Regions from separate parts of the Homo sapiens genome. Here region 2 is linked to region 1. Evidence: read pairs that join two places in POLR2A ChIA-PET (ENCODE). Cell type or tissue: endothelial cell of umbilical vein. All regions are shown on one strand.

What was found. Peaks named below come from ENCODE experiments on the same cell type or tissue, not always from the same donor. Only the 100,000 strongest peaks of a DNase experiment are listed, where the experiment ranks them.
Region 2: POLR2A ChIA-PET joins it to region 1 with 8 read pairs; 3 of 35 experiments call an interaction of 5 or more read pairs at or near these places.

Annotation. Positions count from the first base shown.
Region 1 is chr5:132,766,704-132,769,203 of GRCh38, forward strand. The region is part of intron 1 of SEPTIN8 (septin 8); the gene reads right to left. Among named protein-coding and RNA genes, the nearest start is that of SEPTIN8, 9.3 kb to the right of the region's middle. In endothelial cell of umbilical vein, no CTCF peak of the experiment used is centred here; a DNase peak (open chromatin) is centred at 1,188.
Region 2 is chr5:132,957,485-132,959,984 of GRCh38, forward strand. All of the region lies in intron 1 of AFF4 (ALF transcription elongation factor 4), which reads right to left. Among named protein-coding and RNA genes, the nearest start is that of AFF4, 4.9 kb to the right of the region's middle. In endothelial cell of umbilical vein, no CTCF peak of the experiment used is centred here; no DNase peak of the experiment used is centred here.

The DNA.
Region 1 (2,500 bases):
CTAAGGACAGCCCAGGAGATAGGGCCAGTGGCAGCCCTTGTGCAGATGTGGATACAGGCTCGGGGTCAGGAACCGACAGGGGGCCCTGACTCCTGCCCCACAGAAGCATCTCCTCAGCACCTGAGCAGCTGACCTGTGCCACAGCCCACTGCCTTGGCCTGAACCCCTCTGGCCATCCTTCCCTCCCAACCAGAGAACCTTGGCACTCAAACCCAACCTTCTGCACAACTGATGTCTACCTCCCCACAGCAGCCTTGCATCAACGACTCCCAAGTGTGGGTGCTGGCAACCTAGACCCCACATGGCCCCTCTGGGCAGTTGTACCATCCCCTCAAACAAGTCAGGGCTACCCCTAAACCTGCTTTCTCCCATGACTCTCTCTCAACGGAGCCTCTTTTCTTATAGCTGACCCTTTCTCCCCATCACCTAGCCCCAAAGCATCATGTCCCAATCTCCCCACTCAAGCCCAGATCTCCTTAGGGCTGCAAACATAATTGGACAAGGAGGTCCCAAAGGCAGTTTCCTCTCATTGGTGCCCACATAAAAGTAGTTAATGAAGCCTAGGAGGTGCTGGGTCAGGTCCAAAGCCCTTAGCATGGTGTTCCAGGCCTTCCTCACTGGCCTGGTTCCAGCCCAGCTGGTAACTCTGAGCTCTCTTTTCAAACTCTGCCCCTCCCCTCGGCTCTACAGCTACTCTACTTTTCCCTTGGCACCCACTCTCACCTGGCCCCCAAGCACTTACGTTCCAGACCCCTCACTTGGCAGTTATCCTGTTTCCTAGTACTACTGGTTATCCTTTTTTAATGCATCTTGATTCTCCACCTATTCTATAAGCTTCTAGATGTCGGCTGCAGGTTGGGGAGGTCAGGTTTTCTGTTCTTCCTTCCCTCCCATTACTATGCCCAACATGCTGGACAATGCTACCATTTATAAGTTACTGAACACAGCCTCCAACTGCTACGGCATCAGAGCACCTGCCCACCTTACACAGGGCTTCATTATTTAGTCTCTGTTCCACCTCCTTGTGTCGGCTTGAGGATCAAATGGAGGACACAGTCGGTCTAGAGCTTTTTTCTTTTCAGGCAAGACTGAAAATCTCCAAAATTTAAGGCGTGCTGTGCTTGCAGAGAAGGCTATGTGTTTATTCATCCTCTTCTTCCAAGGGGTGACACAATCAGGATGCAATCCAACATCCTGTAGTCTGCCGCCAAACCCCACCAAGTCAGCTGTGTCTGGAAACCACACACACACACACACACACACACACACACACACACACACACGCAGCCGCAGAGCACTTACTGAGAAGCAGAGGCCATTCCATTCCTGTTTTCCCCCACTTTCTTACAGTTCTAGGCCCCAGAGGCTAAGTGTAGCACTGGGGGTTCTTGGGGTGGGTCTCACATAAACCACCTATCCACACACAGCAACTGCAGAGTGGCCTCCTCTCACACAGCTTGGCTCTCTCTGTGGAAGTGTGGGGTACAGGGAGGTCATCATCCCTAAGTTGTTACCCAGGCTACACTCTGTTATCGCAGGGGCCACACATCTGGGGCAATACCTGTTTAGGAGCCCCGGGGACCAGTCAGGGGTATGAGTCTATGGAGCATGCATGCACACACACACGTACACACACAGAATGGCCACTGGCCCTGATGGAGGCAGTGTTGTTACCTGGTCCCAGGAGACTGATCTGACCTCCAGGCTTTACCGAGGGGTAACTCTCACTAATGCCAACTCCCTGATCATAGATTTGGCATCGACATGTGATCTAAGTTGCATTGCTCACTCCAGGGTGCCTGCTCCAGGCATCTCTACCAACCTGAGTGGGGTTACAACCTAGGAGGAACCAGCAGCCCCTGAAGGACCTCCTGCACATCTCAGCTACCATGACTCAGAAATAAAGTCAGGTGACCCAGTGGCTACCAGCCCTGCAATTTGGTGGGTGAGACCACAGCTCCAACTCCCAGGGTGGGAGCCCATCAGCGTGATGCCATGATCGGTGCAAGTACAGGCAAGTGACGCAGGTTGAGCCTTTATGACCATCTTGAGACCATTAGGGGAGCTAGCCTAAGGCTGCAGTCTACTCACAGGATGGCAGAGCCAAGAAAATCACAGAGAAAAGAGGGAGCCAGAGTCTGCCCTATCTCTGGGCTTTTCCCCTTCCCCCTGGCCATATCCTCTTTATTGCTGAGGCTAGTTGAGTGGTATTATCTATTACTTGCAACTGAAACATCTTCGGTGCCATAGGATCCAAAGTAAAACTCTTTGGATGCAGAGGAACAGGGAGAAAGCGAGGAGAGCCAGGAAAGGAGGGACAGTGTGGAAGGTAAAACATCTCAGTATTCACAACCAAAGGAAGGAAGGGACGTCTGGGATGATACCAACACCTCACTGAGGACCACCATGTGTGAACTAAGCCAAGTGATTTACACCCAGGCTCTCACTTGGTCCTTCCTCACTGTGGATGACAGACTCCATGATTATCCCCATTTTACAG
Region 2 (2,500 bases), 190 kb after region 1:
CACTTTGGGAGGCCGAGGCAGGCAGATCACCTGAGGTCAGGAGTTCGAGATCAGCCTGGTCAACATGGCAAAACCCTGTCTCTACTAAAAATACAAAAATTGGCTGGGCATGGTGGCAGGCGCCTGTAGACCCCAGCTACTCAGGAGGCTGGGGCAGGACTGCTTGAAATCCAGGAAGCGGAGGTTGCAGTGAGTTGAGATCATGCCACTGTACTCTAGCCTGGGTGACAGTGCAAGACTCCATCTCAAATAATAGAAATAAAAAAAATAAAATAAACAAAATTTACAGAAAATACAAGGGACAAAAGAACATATTACATGAAACCACTGGGATCTCATCAACACAATCTAGATTCTGAGAAGTATCATAGGGCAAAGACCTGGCTTCTTCAACAAACCAATTGTATGGGAATAACCACAATAAAAAGATAGAGGAAAACTTATAGATTAAAAGAAAAAAGTATCGATTACCTAAACCCAATGTAATATTTACAGACCTTATTTGGATCCTAATTCACAAAAATTGTAAAAACAATACAAAAACTATAATCAGGGAAATGTGAACACTTGATATTGATGATATTAAGGAATGCGTGTTACTTTTTTTAGTGTATAATATTGGGATTGTTTTAATCTTTATATTTTAGAAACACATAATGAAATATTACAACACTTACAGTCCTTCTTTTACTAGTGTCTTCCCTAATACATTTTTCGTGATGTTACTCAGCAGGCTATAGTCCCATAGTAGCTGCATAACAAATAATTAAAAGAGGTACACCAGCCTGGACAACAGGGCGAAACCCCATTTCTACAAAAAATACAAAAAAAATTAGCAGGGCATGGTGGTGCACACCTGTAGTCCCAGCTACTCGGGAGGCTGAGTTATGAAAATTGCTTGAGCCTGGGAAGCAGAGGTTGCAGTGAGCCAAGATCACATCACTGCACTCCAGCCTGGATGACAGAGTGAGACCCTGTCTCAAAAAAAAAAAAAAAAAAAAAAAAGGAGCTACAAAGTGATGCAGAGATTGAAAGGAAGTAGATCACAACTGGAGTGGGGTGAAGAATTAACCAAAACTTCAAGAAGGCAATGAAACGTAAATCAGGCCTTTAAAAACGGTGAAATTTTAACAGGTAAGAAACAAGTTAGAAGAAATAATATTCCAATTGGAAGAAATGGAAGCAACTGCAAAAAGGTAAGAAGGTGTGTCTCTACAGAGTATTGGCTGGTACTCATCTCTCCATAAAACTGTCCCTTCCCTAATGATGACATGAAAAGGAAAAGTCATAACCCACTAGGCAACTCCAAACTGACAAAATCCTGGGAGAGCTATTAGGCCCAAAGCAACTCCAGGCAGCCCTGTCCCCGAACAGATCTCTGGGTAATCAAACCATACTGGCTTTCCAGTGCAGTCTATTCATGTCAGTCCCTGATTCCTCCTACCCAACAACCTTGGGAAAAGAATACATGAAGTTCTTTTACCTGTCCTAGGAAATGATTATTGAAGTAATTAGTTTAAAACAGTATCCACTAATAAGCTACGTTTCCTTGCCTAAAAGCCACCAACACAGTTCATTAAGAACTCCAAGAGAGAAAAAGTTACATAAAATGCCTTCTGTCAGAACATTCCTCAGGTTACAGATTTTTTTTTTTTTTTTTGAGATAGAGTCTTGCTGTGTTGCCAGGCTGGAGTGCAGTGGTGCGATCTCAGCTCACTGCAACCTCCGCCTCCCAGGTTCAAGCGATTCTCCTGCCTCAGCCTCCCAAGTAGCTGGGACTACAGGCGCCACCATGCCCAGCTAATTTTTGTATTTTTAGTAAAGACGGGGTTTCACCATATTGTCCAGGATTGTCTTGATCTCTCGACCTCGTGATCCGCCCACCTTGGCCTCCCAAAGTGCTGGGATTACAGGCATGAGCCACCGGGCCCGGCAAGGTTACAGATTTTTTTAAATAAAGAATAGCTGATAAAGCAGGTAGCTAAGATTTTTTTTCTTCAAAAATAGAATAGGTAGTTCTAGTATTAAAATGTTTTGGAATACTCTGGAATTGAATTTGGAGGTTCTAATATTTTCTGTGCCCCAGTATCGTTAAAACTTTCAAGATATGATACCAGCGAAAATGAACATCAAGACAAACAGGAATGCAGATGATGTGCCAAAACTCAGTAACTGGAACATATATTACTGCCCTCTTCCGTGTACTAGAGTATCACTTCAAATAACCAAGAAGGGTATGTATAGGGAGTTAACAACAAGTAGGAGTGCTTTTCTTTTTTTTTTTTTTTTTTTTTTTTTGAGACGGAGTCTCGCTCTGTTGCCCAGGCTGGAGTGCAGTGGTGCGATCTCGACTCACTGCAAGCTCCGCCTCCTGGGTTCACGCCATTCTGCTGCCTCAGCCTCCCAAGTAGCTGGGACTACAGGCGCCTGCCACCACACCCAGCTAATTTTTTGTATTCTTTTAGTAGAGACGTGTTAGCCAGGATGGTCTCGATCTCCT